2 separate regions of the Mus musculus genome follow, and region 1 is linked to region 2. A link is a loop called in an ENCODE intact Hi-C map of the cell type or tissue named here. Cell type or tissue: gastrocnemius. All regions are shown on one strand. Each heading gives the region's core, and the rest is flanking DNA. Links, peaks and the distances in the headings are about the cores only. Region 1 holds the start of Tmem220 (transmembrane protein 220). Region 2 holds the start of Myh3 (myosin, heavy polypeptide 3, skeletal muscle, embryonic).

Evidence for each region. Peaks named below come from ENCODE experiments on the same cell type or tissue, not always from the same donor. Only the 100,000 strongest peaks of a DNase experiment are listed, where the experiment ranks them.
Region 1: a loop joins it to region 2, with 6 times the contacts of the local background. A loop is called at or near these places in 36 of 42 quality-filtered maps.

The regions. Positions count from the first base shown.
Region 1 is chr11:67,024,563-67,032,891 of GRCm38, reverse strand. Tmem220 (transmembrane protein 220) reads right to left here and starts at 7,738. Exons shown (of 6, transcript NM_001291042.1): 1 at 7,621-7,738; 2 at 6,954-6,983; 3 at 2,866-2,926; 4 at 1,707-1,830; 5 at 652-711. The coding sequence starts at 7,713. In gastrocnemius, for the core only: a CTCF peak has its summit at 7,937 (motif pointing left); a DNase peak (open chromatin) is centred at 7,797; H3K4me3 peaks cover 1,041 bases; H3K27ac peaks cover 735 bases.
Region 2 is chr11:67,077,237-67,085,565 of GRCm38, reverse strand. It overlaps Myh3 (myosin, heavy polypeptide 3, skeletal muscle, embryonic), which reads right to left and starts at 7,266. Exons shown (of 41, transcript NM_001099635.1): 1 at 7,242-7,266; 2 at 6,417-6,427; 3 at 5,364-5,575; 4 at 3,141-3,284; 5 at 2,559-2,715; 6 at 2,140-2,167; 7 at 1,708-1,816; 8 at 1,399-1,491; 9 at 708-771; 10 at 525-623. The coding sequence starts at 5,567. In gastrocnemius, for the core only: a CTCF peak has its summit at 5,145 (motif pointing right); DNase peaks (open chromatin) are centred at 5,169 and 7,942.

The DNA.
Region 1 (8,329 bases), core at 43-8,042, 52 kb after region 2:
TGTGTCTCTTTCTGTCTCTCTCTGTGTATGTGTGTGTGTATGTGTCTCTCTGTCTCTCTGTCTGTGTATCTCTCTCTCTGTCTGTGTATCTCTCTCTCTCTCTCTCTCTGTGTGTGTGTGTGTGTGTGTGTGTGTGTAGGCCAAAGATTGACATTGACTGTATTATCAGTCTGTAGTTGCTCTAAGATTTATTTTTACTTTACGTGTATGAGTACTAGCTAACATGTATGTAAGAGCACCACATGTATACCTGGTGTTCTATCGTTTCAGCCATAAAATACCCCCACATATTTTTCAAAGAACTTATGTCCTACAAAGTATATTCTTTGAACGTGGTGTGATCAACGTGGAGACCATTAACAACGATGTACATTTGGAAATTTCAAATACAGTTGAGTCAAAAAATTTATTTTATGTGTGTGAGTGTTTTGCCTACATATTTGTCTGTGTGCCACTTGTGTGCCTGGCTCCTGTGGAAGCCAGAAGAGGACCTCAGATCCCCTGGGCCTGGAGCTAACAGATGTCTATAATCTACTGTGTGGATGTTGGGAATTGAACTCAGGTCCTTTGGAAAAGCAGCCAGTGCTCTTAACCTCTGAGCCATCTCTCCAGGCCCTGATCCCTTGGTTTTTACTGATATGGTGAACTTACTTGGATGAGCTGTGGCACAGGGCCATCCATGCTGTGACAATCACCAGGCCAGACAGCTCCCTGGAAAACACCGTGTTTCACATCATGAAGTGGCTCCTGCCTCCACCCCCCACTGCACATCACTCGCAGAGGTGCAGCCCCTCCCCCAAACAGACTGAGGCTTCATTCGTGGTTAGTGTCATGTTTTTTAAAGGGAATCGGTGCTCTGCATCGACTCAAACAAATATGAAATCTAAACACTGTGAGAGCTGAGGGAGACGGCAGGGAGAGTAGCTGTGGTGCTCATCAGACTAATAATGTTAAGGAAAATGTGCTTGTGGAGTTGTGTGTCAGGGATGTGTGCCTCTTGCATTAACTGAAGAACAGGCCTGTTGTCACTGTCACTGGAGGCTCTACTTCGAGTCCACCCTGATTCCTGGGCTTCAAAGCTGGAGGTGACTCAACCCATCTAGTGTACATCCCCATCTGCAGGTCCAGCTTGGCCATCTCTCCAGATTACATAGGTTAGAGTCCAGAACAAACCACACCCTGTCAGTGGCACCTAACATGCAAGTCTCTGGAGCATTGTGCCAGCAGACACCAGAAACAGGGTAGAAAAAAACAGAAACGGTCTCTTAGTAAGGCTGGGAGCCAAACAAAGGAAGGGTAATAAACTAGGACTAAATGGTTCTGACCAAGAGAGGGGATGGCATGTGACACATTAAGCAAGGCTGGCAGAGACTGCCCTGAGTGACTCAGGATGCTGTCCCCAGCTTATCAGACTGGAGCCTTACTGTACTATGTACGCTCTTGCTAGTTACAGGGAGGTCAAGGTTCACCTGCACGAAAGTAATGTGGAATTGGTACGGCTATGAGAGCTGGTATGATGGAGTGCAGGAAGCAATGCCAGGTTTGAAGTCACACTTTCTTCACCTGATAATGGCTGTTACTGTCCCTGCTCCTCCTAGTACAGTTGGGGGAGCTATAGCATCATCATGCACCGGGAAGCTGCTGTCGTAAAGAATGAATGACTCAGGTCTGCCCCACCCCTCCAAAGGGCAAACACCCCTGCTCACCTGCCTTCTTCCTCATTTAGGAGGTTCTGCTTTGCGTGAAGCAAGAAGTGGTACGCCAAGCCGCCAGCCCACAGCGCACAGAACAGCATGTGTATCGCAGACACACTCTTCCAGATGAAGTTGCCTACAAACGGATGATCCTGCGGCTGTTAGTCAGGTCGGATCCAGAAGGAGGCGCTGGCGTTCTTCTCTCATACTTGCTTTATAATACTTCATTTTCTTTGGAGAGCCACCCTTCCCACGCCACTTGCCCCTGTCACTGGCACCTGGCCTCTCCACTTTCTGTTGCTTAGCTTGGTGGAATAATACGTGTGAGCTTATGCAAAGAGGCATGAAGCACGTGCTTGCGTGTAAGATTAGCTTGCACCAAATAGGGGAACACATAAAAGCACACCATACATTGCTGTAAGAACTAAGCGCAGGGAGATTGGAAGGGGAAACATGTACTAATGAAAAATGTAGAGGTGTATTACAGACACGTTAGGCACTTTCTATACACAAGTGACAGTTTCTATACATACATTGTGACTGCATTTCAAAGAAGAAAGTAGTTAGCAACAAGAGTGGTGTTTCTCTAAAAATATGTATAAATGTATAAAAATATGTATAAATTATAAAATATGTATAAATAAATGAGCTGATCTGGATTAGAAAGAAGAAAACTATGCAACAGGCAATGATTGCCCCCGAGTCCGAGAAGACATGATTGCCACGGTGATTGCTGCCCGTCTGATCTAACATTAGCTGGAGCTTTAAGAAGCCAGTGTAGAGACCAAACTCTTCTCCCATATGAACTCAGTCTCTTTACAGATGGTTGTGAGCCACCATGTGGTTGCTGGGAATTGAACTCAGGACCTTTGGAAGAGCAGTCAGTGCTCTTAACCACTGAGCCATCTCTCCAGCCCAAACTCAATCTCATAAACAGCAATGGGTGCCAGAGGTCTCGAATCATAGTTGATAATGGTTAGTATGCCCAGAGCTGGGCAAGTCTCCCTAGGATGGTCTAGGACCGAGACTGGAGGTGAAAAGGAACGACTCATTATCAGAAGCAAGGTGAGATGCCTGGAACCCTGTTTCTCTTGGGAGTTGGTCAGGTAGATTCCCACTGTTCTAAGAACTCCGATTTGCTGAACCTTCGTGTAGAATCTGCCATTCATACCTGTGACAAGAGGATTAAACCCAACAAGCAGGGTAAGCACTGCTGGGATCATGTACACCACCTGTTAACAAAAAGGAAGTGTGAGGGTGAGGAGGGGTGCTCAAACGTGGGGGCGTTAGCCCAGTCTCGACCATCCTCATCCCCAGAACCGAAGACAGGAGTATACTCAACATGTGATACATTCCAGACCATCTAGCAAATAAAAGTGTGGTCTGCAGTCCCCAAGCTGAGGGATTTTCCTCTGTTTCAGTAAGTCACGGAGGATGTGGTAGTTCTGCTAGTATGACCTCATCACCGCATCACCTCCCTCCATCAGCTCTTCCAGGAGATGCTTCGGACCCCCAAGCTGTAACTCTGAGCAGTGTTTCATCAATGCTGGCCTCCCAGTTTCTCCCAAGCAACTTCCATACCCAGGGTGACCGTCCTTGATTACATAAAAGAGCATCCTCTGAAAATACAGTTCATGGATGGCCAGATGGCCCTGCTAGGCTGGACCCCCCCATGGACCATGTGACTCAGTATTCCAGTTGTACACGTGAGGTCACAGAAAGCATCCAAATGATGTGTGGGTCTGACATGCCCAGTACTGAGACAAGGTTGTTCATTTAGGAAACGGAATTGGAAAGACTGGCCCTGAAAAGGTCCCATTCTCGAGCTTTATTGTAAGAAACAGACTCTGGCGGTGTGTGTGTGTGTGTGTGTGTGTGTGTGTGTGTAGCCGAAGGCAAGAAGGGAGAATAGATTCATAAAACTTGGAGACTTTCCAAGACAGGGGGCTACTTCACCATAACAGTTTCAGTGTGTAGAGCAGAAACCTTCAGTCTCTTTGGAAATGACCAGAAGAACTGTTGTTTCAAGTGGCTGGTTTTCACCTTGGATCTGAAAGTCTGTGTTAGTGTTTCCTGCTCCATCCAAGCTGGTGACTGGAATGTCAGCCAGTTGATACCTGCAAGTCAGGTTGTCTCTGACAGAGGGGCAGGCATGCTCCTTGAGGGTCTTTAGCATGGGTCTTGTGCTGAGCGGGGAGGTCTGTAGTAGGTCTCAGCGTGCTGTCTTTCTGACAAGTCCCTGGATAGAACACTGCTGCTCTTCCAAGGACACACTTAAGGGGTGAGGGGCCACGGGTGAGACCCATTCCACACGGATAACTATATGATTCAGCTACTCGGGAGTGAGGCAGACAGAGGCAATCAGAGACAGAAGACCATTAATGAGCACACACCATACAATACCCAACGGTGCTCTGTGGGAAATGTTCTGCATAGATTTTAAAAATGTGCACGCAAATGTCTGCATGTCTGTCTCAACACTACACAGCCTTATTCTACTGCTTTATATGAAGAAATCGATCCTTTGAGTCTCTCACAGCAACTGTGATATAATAATCCGTATGAAAATGCTTTGCCCTGTCGATAATCGGAGAAGATGAAAAAAGCTGGGGGTGGAGAGATGGAAAAGAACTGCTTCTAGTACACACGTTACAACAATGGTAGCCCACGACTTTAAACCCAGCATTTGGGAGGCAGAGGCAGGCTAATCTCTGAGTTTAAGACCAGCCTAATCTACAGAGTGAGTTCCAGGACAGCCAGGGCTACACAGAGAAACCCTGTCTTGAAAACCAAAAATGAAACAAAACAAAAAAACAAGGCTCAGTAAAAATATGAACCCGGTATAATTCACTTATAATGTTCTCTTCTGATACTTTTGGGATTTAGTAAATGCAGTTAGCTTATTAATTTATGAATGAATGCGTGTGCATCTGTGTATATGCATGTGTGTAGGATCTAAGTGGTAGTGGTCAGAGGACACCTCTGTGGAGTCCATTCTCTTCATGGGTCCCTAGGACCAAAATCAGGCTTTAGGCTTCTGGGCAAGCAACTTTACCCACTGAGTCATTTTGCCAGTCCTTCATTATTATTATTATTTTTAACCAATGGAAAAACTAAAGGTATCATAGTATCCACTTAACAGAATTTAATTTGTAAAGTCATTGAGTACCCTGGACTTGTCCCTAATTCTCATCCATTGCAAAAATGGTCATGTCCAGGAATATAGGTAAGGCGGTGTCTCCCAGGGCCAAGTTAATGCCATACAAGGCATTTTAACAAGGTATGGTTGCATATAAATCACACCGAGACTCTAATAACAACACGGCATGCTGATTTGTGCAAACCAAATGCCACCTGTCCAAGGGACTTCTTGGGAAACATTTTGTCTGTAACTGGAGGGATGGAAGCCCAGGAGGAAACCTATCTCGCTCCTGCTTTGACTCCTCACGCATTGGGTATACTCCTCTGGGGCTTAGAGAGGTCTGCAGCTGCAGAAGCTATTCAATAAACATGAGGAAGGCTGAGAAGAGAAAGCCCTATTCCTTCATGCCACTCTTGACCACCAAGTGACCACCAGAGTTTCTTTCTTTCTTTCTTTCTTTCTTTCTTTCTTTCTTTCTTTCTTTCTTTCTTTCTTTCTTTAATTATGGAACGCTTCGTTTCTTACGTGATATGTTCTGTATTTCTATAACCTGTTGTTATAATCCACATCCCAGTATTTGCCTCTGTGATGCAAGTAGCCTCCATGAACAAGGTACAGCAGGGACTGTGGGAAGGAGCTGGGCGAAGACCTAGTTTCCAAAGTGCAGAAAGCAACATAGTACTGTTCATCTGTGCATCCATTCCTTCTGTACTTCCCTCGGGAGGATCTTTACGAGGAAACTTTATACAAGGCTCCTAAGAAGATGGAGACCATGTCCCTGTCCTTCTGGAAGCTGGCTGCCCAGAGCATCAGCCAAAGGAGTTATTGCTACAATAAGAGATCAGGAAGGATGGTCAGATCCTCCTGGAAAGAGGCAGAGCGACTGAGATGGCATCTGAGACAGTCCTGGGAGCCTGGGCACACAGCAGCAGGCAGGCTAGGGGCAAGGCCCATTTGCCATCATTTCTGGACTAGACTCCAAAGACAATGCTGGAAATGTGGGATGGGCCATGCTATGGTGGGGCTAAAGACCAAATGGAGGAGCTCCGACTTAGCTTGGGAAACAACAAAGGGTTTGAAAGCGGACAGTGTTGTAGAGGCAGAGGAGGCAGGAGGCAGATAGAAGAGTTATAAGGCTGTCTTCAGGGGAAGTAAGGGAGGGCTGAGTGGGAACGAGCAAAGGTAGGGTACTCAGGCACTGTGCATGTACCTATGCCTAGAATGGATGCTGCTGAATTCTTTTTTTACTTTTGACAGCATCTCAGGGCAGTGATGTTAAAGGCAACAGGTATTGAGTGAAGATGCCTAGTAGCTCTGCTGAGAACAGAAATTGCTGGGTCAGTCAGGAGGTGGACGAGGCTTAGGGAGGAGGTGTTCTGTGGGATCCCAGACAGGTTTCACAGAGCAGCATGGTGGTGCTGGTGGCTATTTGGAGCCATCTTTTAGAGAATCAACATGGAGCTTCCTGAGGGGATATATGAGATATGATTGTGAACTCAGGCTATGGAGCAAAATGCTGAGGAGGTCATCTAATTTGGGGAGAGGGGACTCTGGATAACAAGCAGTTTCAGGCCATGGTTCTACTGCACCAACATTCAAACCAGGCTAGAACTCAGCTCTGCATTCCTGGTGTTCTCACTCACTGCTCTCTATACAGTGAACACTGTCCCCAAACCCAAGAATGAGTTTCTCAGTGATACTGTGCAGTCTGCCTCCAAGACGGTCTATTGTTGTCTGAGAACAAAAGTCACAGATGGATATAACCGGCACACATCCTTGTTACGGCTGTCATAAAGGTTAGCATAATGTATGTCAAATGACTAGCATGTTGTAAGTCCTTAGCAAAGACAGGAGCTCTTACTGTCATGCCCGGTGTAGTCATGGGAAGTGGGAGTCGCTGGTATAAGCTCTCTCTGCAGAAAGACTTTCGTGTCTACAGAAAGTTCAGAATTCACATCTCCATCAGTTATATGATCAGAGTGATTTCCCCCTCCGATGCGAAAAATTAGGGACATGAGCTCACAGAGGTATTAATTTCTGGGTTTTAGACAAGAGTCCCAGGATCAGAGTGTAGTCGTGTCAAATGGAGGAACGTTTTGCAAGTAGCTCATACTCACCACCCACAACTCTGCATCTGGATCGTTTACCTAGAATGTCAAAACGTCAAGGTGTTAGCTCACATTAGATCCATGTATCCTCTGTCTGGTCTGGCCTTGTGTTTACTATTCATTGCGAAGAACTAGGCGCTACAATGGGCTCAGGGTACATAACACCATGAGCTAGTTTAGCAGTCTGCACATCCCGATGGCAGCAGGGACTCTCCTCTCGGTTGAACACAACAGGTAGATCTAACCACCCAGCCATGCATCTTTTGAAAATAACTGCTTGGGATTTCCTAAGAACTATTATAGTGTATATGAAAATCCTAGGTCCCAAGATACGAGGGCAGTCACCCTGAGGATGATCAGGAAGAGGTCTAGGAAGGGTAAGGATGCTGTCTATTCTATTTCCACTTTCCTCCCAGGCGCTAAAACCCATCTCACTGAGGCTGAAGATTCGAAAAGGTGTCAGAGCTGCGGTTCTGGGCCCCTTTCTAAGTGACCGGCTGCACAAACTTGCACGCGGGGCCGCTAGGTCAAGCTCTGAGTGCGTTGCCTAACTACACATATTCATCCATGTTCTTTCTGCTTGAAAGGACTCTGTGGGTCCCAATTCGGCTCCACCCTGAGAACTGGTCGCCCAGGCTTCGCGGTCCCTCTGCCAGCCCTCCTCAGCCCGCCTGACCTGCACCACAGCGGCCAGGGCGAAGAAAGCTGCCATGAGTGCGTTGCAGGCCCGCCACAAGCCGGGAGCCCAAGTAGCCACTGCTGGCGCCATGACCTGGAAGCCGGAGGAGCAGGACAGGCCCCAGAGGGGCGTGGCCAGAGGGCGAGGCTGGGCTAGCGGGGCGGTACCCAGGAGGGGCGGGGCGTAGTAGGTGGGGGAGGGACAAGGGGCAGGGCTCAGACAGCGGGAGCGGGGATACAAGGGCGAGGCGAGCCCTTCTTCCCTCCCCGCCCTCCTCAGGTCTAGAACGGTCTTGCGGCGCTCTCTAGTGGATAAAGTGTATCATTGGCATGTGCCTTTCTTTTCCCTTATTCTTTCTCTCATTAAAAAAGCAAATGAAGCCGGGCGTGGTGGCGCACGCCTTTAATCCCAGCACTCGGGAGGTAGAGGCAGGCCTGGTCTACAAAGTGAGTTCCAGGACAGCCAGGGCTACACAGAGAAACCCTGTCTCGAAAAAACAAAACAAAACAAACAAACAAACAAACAAACAAAGCAAATGAAAGAAACAAAACAAACACAACAGAACAAACCAGAAACGCAAATGAAGAAGAGAAAGGAAAAGAAAAAGGACGCGCTAGCGCGCGTGTTCTGGTTAGGTTTTGTTTTTGTTTTTGTTTTTCCGTTTTCTGTGAAAGGGTCCAGTGGCTGTCCTGGAACTCACTATATA
Region 2 (8,329 bases), core at 306-8,305:
AATGATTTTGCCCCATTACAGCGCATCTGATCAGATTTTTCAAATTGGTACAGTGAACCTGGGGAGATGGCTCAGGTAAAGTGCTTGCCATGGAAGCATAAGGACTGAAGTTCGAATCCCCAAAACTCATATGAAAGTCAGGTGGATGTGGGGCTCTGCTTGTAATCCCTAGCAGAGACATGGGTCCTACCAACATTCTGGCAAACTACAGTAGCTCCAGGCTTGGTGAGAGCCCTTGCCTTAATGCACAAGGTTGAGAGAAAAGACACCCCGTGTCATTCTCAGGCCTCGGCATGCACATATGTGTGTGTGTGTGCAGACAACACATGCAACTCCATACACAGTCACAAAAATACTACATAATTTTAAAAGTCGATACAGTTGTTGCCCAAAAGAGCCATATCCCATGGCTGATATAAATCTGCATTGGCTGCAGAGTCACCTACAGGTACAACTAACTCTCCTGGGTCTGCCCAAAGGGTGACTTTATCCCCTCCACACCAACTCTATCCCTAACAGCTCACCAATCAGCTCAGGTTTCTTGTTGGAGAGAATCTGGTAGAAGATGTGGTAGCTTCTCTCAGCCTTCAGCTGGAAGGTGACTCTGGACTTTTCCAGCAGATCTGGAACAGAAGCACAGGGTCCGTCAGGGTTCACAATGCTCCCCAAGGCTCAGAGGCTCCACCTATCCCAGTGGGCATACTTACAAGTTTCAATATCTGCAGAAGCCAGCTTCCCAGTGGTGCCAAAATGGATGCGGATGAACTTGCCCTGCATAGAGGGAGAAGGAGACCGGATCCTTCCATGACTGGGGAACTTCCTCTGGATTCCTGAGCACTGCCCCTAGAAGCCCTTCCCTCAGTAGTCTTCCCTCCTGTCCCTTCTTCTTCCATTTGGTGTGTCTCCCTCTTCCTGGACTTCCCAGATCTCATTAATGAAATAACCCGAGTGCTAAACGGTGTCATTTCCCTGATTACAGAATCCTTCCTACTGTGCTTAAGACAAAACCCAAAGTCTTCCTCAGGGTTAATGTGCTTGTTAGTGAAGAGTCTCTTCTCCATCTTCTGCCTCCCCACCTGCCACATGGAACCTCTGCAGGAGTGCTCCACACAGCGTCCAACCCTGGGGAGCGCTCTTCCCCTCAACCCTTCCTTACCCTGCAGCTTTGGCTCCCGTACCCAACCCCCCAGAAAGAAAGCCCTTACCGGCCAGCCCTATCTGTTGGGGACCTGGTCCCCAATTTCTCAGTTACAGCCTTGGGGTTTTGAGCCTCACATTCACGTGGCCTGTGCGTTTGCTTTTTTCGCTGTCTCTTCCCACCGGGCGCTAAGTTCCCCAAGCCCCGGCACTAGGACTGTCCCGCAGGCTGAAAAGAAGAGCCTATCAGGGCAGACTCACAAAGCGAGACGAGTTGTCGTTCCTCACGGTCTTGGCGTTCCCAAAGGCCTCCAGCAGGGGGTTAGCGCTGATAATTTGATCCTCCAGCGTCCCCTAAGCAAGAAATCCAGGAGGTAGGGGAAATGCGTTTGTAAGCCACGTAATCCTCATCTAAAGAATCGTCACTGGCTCTGCTTTTCCTGCCTGCCTCGATTCCTGGATGCTCCGGTGACTTGACGACTCAACGACCAATCGACCCACGGTCAACCCCACGCTATCCTTCACGCTCTCCCACCCTAGCCCACGCTCTTTCCTTGCTCCCGTCCCCACCTTCATTTTGGAGTCCTTCTTCTTGGCAAGGTCCCCAGTGGCTGCAATTGTTGCAAAGTACTGGATGACCCGCTTGGTGTTCACCGTCTTCCCGGCCCCGGATTCTCCGCTATTTAGAAGGATGGAAAGACAGAGAAATTAGCCCTGTTCATAAGCCAGCACCTTAAGATGTCATCCAGTGGTCTTCAACACATCTGGCACACACATCAAGGGAATATGAGCCATCACACAGAGGGGTAGAGGACCTGGGCTGCAGTCTTAGTTAATACAAGCATGGATACTAGTAGTTCTCTGAGGCTTTTTTTTTTTTTTAAACCCACCCCCAACCTGTCTTTTCACCAGGGGATTTACTCTAAGCACTGTCTAACGATCAGAGCCGAGGGATACATCCACGGCCCCAGCTGAGAAGTCTCTCTAGGCAGAGATACTCACGTGATCAGGATAGACTGGTTCTCACGATCTGTGAGAGGGGAAGAAAGCAGAGCTGATGGCTGTGCCCAAAGAGTTTCCTACCTGCCATGCAAACTGGGGTTTTAGCTCCTTCTCCCTTGATTTATTTACATGTTTGTTTGTCTGCTTAGTCATAGATGGGGGTTTCCTGAGAACGAGACTCAGAGAAGCCAAGCCCTTGCTGAAAAATGAGGCCTCTTCTCATCCTCTGACCTCCGAGATGGTCAGTCTTTGCTTCTGATCCATAAGAATACGCTCTCCTATGGCCTAACCCATATGTGTGCTAAATGTAAGCCTCATTTCCGTCTTGCCCCTCCTTCTCTAAGGGCCTCACACCAGCGTGCCCCGGAGTCTGTCTAGCGCCCACTCTCTGCACCCATACTTCCTTCTCAAAAACACACCAGTCAGCATGAACTGGTAGGCGTTGTCGGAGATGGAGAAGATGTGGGGCGGAGCCTCCTGGCGTTTTTTGCCTCGGTAGCCGTCCACCACCTCGGGGTTGTACACTGGCAGCCATTTGTAGGGGTTGACAGTGACACAGAAGAGGCCTGAATAGGTCTATGGGAGGGGAAAAAATAATATATATATATGATATGATATGTGTGTGTGTTGCCTTTACTAATATCCCAGGCTTCTTTTGATTACTCATAAAGAAATCATGATTTCTATTGATGAATGAAGTAACTGAAATTCAAGGAAGGAAGCAACCAGTCCTCCCACAACTAATACCATGCTCAGCTTTCTTACTCTTTGGGGCTCCTCCTCCCAACCTTAGCTCCTCCTCCACTTCCCCCCTTTCTACCTCCCTTCCTCCAGCCCCTCCCCTCCCCATCCCATTCATCTCTGGCTTTTCTGGTCATTCACTTCTCTACTTCACCTCCTCTCTTTCAGCCAGATAACAGGAATCTTTGAAGACACCCTCCCCCACTCCTCTGCCCCCCAGCTGATGTCCCAGCATAGCCTGTTGGGTAGTAGCCACTCACGTAGATCATCCAGGACGTGTATCGGTCCTTGAGGTTGTACAGCACAGCGGGCTCGTTCAGGTGGGTCAGCATGGCCATGTCCTCAATCTTGTCAAACTTGGGTGGGTTCATGGCATACACGTCCTCTGGCTTAACCACCAGGGTCTGAAAGGGAAGAGCCTGGGGCTTATCTAATGTTCCCCAGCCATCGGACTGCTGAGGGTGTCTGGCACCCTAGGAGAGACTGCAGTCCAGATGAGCAGAGGAAATGCCTGGTGACAGTGAGGGAAAGTCAGGTTATGATGGCAGGTGGCAGTGGGAAAGTGAGTGGTCTGCTCTCACATAGGTCTATGGGAGAGAAAAAATACATACATACATACATACATGTATATACATATATACATCTATTATATATGTAATATATGTGTGTGTGTTGTCTTTACAATTATCCCAGACTTCTTTTAATAACTCATAAAGAAGCGATTTCTATTGGTGAATGAAATCTACTCAGGACTATTGATTCTGTCTCTCTGTCTCTCTTTGTGTCTCTCTGTCACTCTGTGTGTGTCTTTCTGTCTCTCATTATGTCTCTCTGTCTCTCTGTCCCTCTCTCTCTGTCTCTCTGTCTTTCTCTTGGGTCTGGGGTTGTGGGATGGTGACCAATGTGATGAAGGAAGATTTCTGAGGACTAACTGGGGCGGGGGTGGGGGTGGGGTGCTGTGACACAGAATTGGAGCAAAGGAAGGTGTTTGGCTATAGCGTTGGTTGTCCCTGTAGCTCTCCTACCTGCTCAGAGAAAAGAGCAAGTCTGCAGCAGGGCTGACCGGAAACAACAGAGAATGAGAGAGGCACTGTAGCCCTGGGCTAGTGCCCACAGAGCCTGCTAACTTCACTGCCCTATAGAAGCAGCTGTCCAGCCCTGAGAACCACGCCCCCGTCTCTGTAAAGCCCCCCCCCCCCATCTAGCCCTGAGAGCCACGCCCCCGTCTAGGTAAAGCAGCCATTCAGCCCTGAGAGCCACGCCCCCGTCTATGCAAAGCAGACGTCCAGCCCAGAGAACCACACCCCTCTATGTAGAAGCAGCTGTCCAGCGCTGAGATTCACGCCCCATCCTACTTCCTTTACCACCTTCCCTGCTTTGGGGGAAAAGCCACTGGCCCATCCTTCCCTTTTGCAGTGTCCCTGGAGCTCTGTTTTGAGAGGAAGACTTCCACCTGGGTCTGTCCTCTGTGGAGAGCCTGAGGCCCTGCAGGTGGGGCTGTCAGCCCCTGCCCTCCTTTCTCTTTAGGAGTGACTCTGGAAATAGCCGGTCCTGAGCACTGTGGGCCACGGAGCTATCTTCTTCCCTCCCTTAACCCACTTGGGCCGTGGGCTCTCTTGCCGCTTCTCAGGCATGTTCTCCCTAGAGCCCGTGAAAATCCTACGATGAGTCTAACTCCTGTCTTCTGTCCTGCTCTGGAAGCCCATTCTCAGATTTTAATCTGAGATATGAGGAGACGCCTTCCTTCTGAGAGCTTCCATGTGGGCGCTGCCCATTTTCTCCCTGTCCCACCGAATGACGCCATTTTGTCTCTTGCGTTTTTTCTGCTCCTGTCTCTTCTTCTGCCTCCATCACACACACCCTTACACACGTGGTGGTTGAATGTGGTGATTGAATGCAGGACTTTGCATATGCCAGCCCAGTGTTCTATCACTGAGCCATACCCACAGGTCTTTTGTTTTCTTCCTTGTAACATTTCCAGATTTGGGATTTTCTAAAACCCCAAATTCGTCCCTTCCTCCCACAGAAGATAGCGAACTAAGTTGCCCATCCCACGCCAGATACAGAGAGCCTGGTTCTTTGACCTTGTTGCCTTTTAGGATCCCTTATACATCACCCTTTCTTCCTTGCTTAGATGACCACTGACAGAGTTAGGCAAACCTACAAAGGGTGGGCGTTCTAAAAGCACCCAACCCTTGAGACAGTGAGGCTGGTTCTCTGGCCCAGAACAATACAGTGATAAAAGACACCCAAAATTAAATGCTTTAGCCAGCCACTAGGGGGCCCATCTCTCATCCTTCGACAGAGGCTAGGGCATTTTGCTTTCTCCTAGCGTCTGGGATGCCTGCATTGTTTCAGATGCTGAATTCCAGACCCAGGCTCTGGCTCCTGAAATGAGTGGAGGAGGGGTATATGCTTATGCAAAGCCCTGTGAGTGAGGAGCTTGGGTCAGTGCTGAGAAAGAGAAAGAGCAAGTGCCTTACCCTGCTGTCTTCTGTCTCCACAGTGACTTTCCCATCCTGGCTACTCTTAATTTTCCCCTTGACATATTCTTCCTTTGAGTCAACCACAAAGCAGTAGGTTTTGGCATCAAAGGGCTGGTTCTGAGCTTCGATCCTCTCCTTTTCCGACTTGCGGAGGAAAGGTGCAGCTATGCCAAACACTTCCATCTCGGTGTCGCTACTCATGGTGTCGGCTGCAAAACAAACCACGGGTCAGCCCAGCTGCTCCCTGGGCTGGCAGCTGGCAGCCTCCTGCCCATCCTAGTATCAACCTGCCACCCTGCAATGAATGGAAGCCTCTCAGACGGGGTCAAGGAGGTCTGGCCTGCTCCATGCCCAGTGGCGCTTCACACAAGGGTTCAGCACTGGGAATATAATCCGCTCATATTTGTTGAGTTGCTAATGAATGCCACGGGCTTAGACAGAATCTATTTACTCCAAGCATCTCCATTCTTTCAGCCTGGTGAAGGGGCCTTTGAAATGCCACTTTTGACACTATGTCTTCCTTTTCTGAGAAGCACGGGTAGAGCAAACAGAACATTCAAAATTAAATACCATGAAAAAAAAAAAAGAAGTAAAGGCATTCCATGAAAAAAAAAAGGTAAAAGAATTCCTTAAAGAGAGAATACTAAGCAGAAAATGGCAGAGACAGCTTTGAACTGTTTTGAATCGACATGGTTTCTGCCTCCCATGCTAAGAATAGACTGAAGGCCAGGCATGGTGGTCTATGCCTTTAGTCCCAGAACTTCGGAGGCTGCGACAGGTGGATCTCTGTGAGTCTGAAGCCAGCCTGGTCTACCTAGAGAGTTCAATGCCATCTGGGGCTACACAGTGAGATCCTGTCTCAAAAAACAAAGGAACAACAAACCACCATAGAGAATAGATGGGAACCTCTAGCCGCACCCCTGAGGATGAAGCCTGCACTTCTCCGTTAAGCTCTGTAACTCCTCGGGGGCACAGGCATGAGGGGGCAATGGGTGATCTGGGTTTACCTGAAGACTTCCTGAAGCTCTGGGATGTGGCCCCAATGCTCACCTGAGTCACACCTGCAGGACAGCAGAGAGCAGCAGCAGTTGTGGACGTATGGGACCTGCAAGAGCATGCACACAGAGTTTAGTGGCCACCGTGATGTCTGCTTCTGTGACGAACCAGACCTTGGTGAGGCTCAACTAAGACACACAAAGGACTAGACAGTCAGAAAGATCCTTAGCTCTGAGGCAAGCCCTAGGACTGCAGACAGATCATAGTCTACAGCTAGGCATAACTACCAACTGCCTGGCAGGTTGGCTCCTCCAGCCCACTCTGACAATTTCTTCAGACTGCAAGATCCTTCATTGTGAACAGGGCAGGGATTCTAAATGGACTGAGTCCCTGCCAATAAAAGCTTCTGTTAGCGGGTGGGGACAGGCCTCCTGGTTATCTGAAAATGGAGACGATGCTGAGATTGGCTAATTTAAACCTGTTAAGCAAACATGTAGTCTTGAGGCCACTAAACACCCAGCAGGTATAGCGTCCAGGTAGGAAACACAGAGTCCCCTGTTCATTCTGTGGATCAGAGAGGCAACAGGAGAACATGGAGCCATGGTGGACAGGCCCATGCCTGTCCAACAGGATCCTTCCCAAGCAGAGAAAAGAAAGGGTGGGCAGGACCCCAGCTTCGATGATCTGCTAGAGGCAGTGGGATGCTGGGCTCTTGGGTCTCGCATCTCACTCTACTGTATTCCTTGAGAACGCCTTGAGAAGAGAAAAGAGGCTTGCCTGCTATAACAAAGCCAGGGAGGGCCACAGTCCAGGGCAGTGGCCGAATCAGGTCTAGAAGCAGTAAATGCCACAGAGATACTAGGAAAGTGTAAGACTTACCTCTGACTGTGACAGAGAGAAGCATAGAGGAGAGCTGCCCCCTGGGCTTTTATAGGCCACCACTAACCCCCTGGGCTCATTCTTCCTCTATATTTGGAAAGAGAATGACTGACACCACAGGCTGAGAACTGGCCCCCTCCACACGTATTTTTCGCCGTTGCCAAGGGAAAAGTATATATAGAAATGAGCAGGGTCCGAAACCATTTTTTCCAACTGTAGAAAGCTGGGAATTTGAGATGCCTTGCTCTGTGAACTCAGGGCTGTAGCTTCTCCACCTAGCACAATGGGATCTCCTTTGCTTTAGGAGCCCCTACCTGGCTCCATCCTGCAGGCCATCCCACCCTGAAATCAGCTGAAGCCACTACCACTTGGGAACAGGGGACACACAGTTGTGCTATTTGCTTAGAAAGCTCATCGAAGATAAAGTAGAATTGAACTTGTTGAAGTCCCCTCACGGTTATGAGCCAAACTCTGTAAAACTTGTGCAGTTGGATTATAGTTTTTTTTTTCTCCTTCTCCATCTCTCTCCTTCCCCTCATTACTTTCTGTCTCATTACTATAATTATTTACTTAATCCTTTCTTAAGCACTAGCAGGACCAACAAGCAAGTAAATGACAGGGAGCTATGCCACCAGCCCATGTTCACAGTGACAGCTGCTTAGGGGCCTGTGGTTATCAAGACATATTACCAATTAGGAAAGGCCAGCTGCCAGCCTAGATAGGGGGCGAGGGGAACGGTAGTGGCCTGAAGAGAAAGGGGGGATGGGTATCGCCTAACAGATGCTGTCATTTCTAAATCAGGACTGGAAAATTAAACCTTAACAAGAGAATTAAGGTACAGTTGACATTTTTGTCCATTTCCATTCCTCTCTTTCCTGGTCCAGTCTTTGTGGTGAGGGTCTGAGTTGTATGGGGTCATGGTTGTTCATTTAATAGAGAACTTCATGCCAATACATCCCATTTGAGAATATGGACTGTCCTCTTACAGCCTACCCATACACTGGTAAGGGAAGAAGGGAGAAAGCAGGACCAAAGTCTTCATAGGGACCATTATTTTTTTCGAGACAGGGTTTCTCTGTGTATCCCTG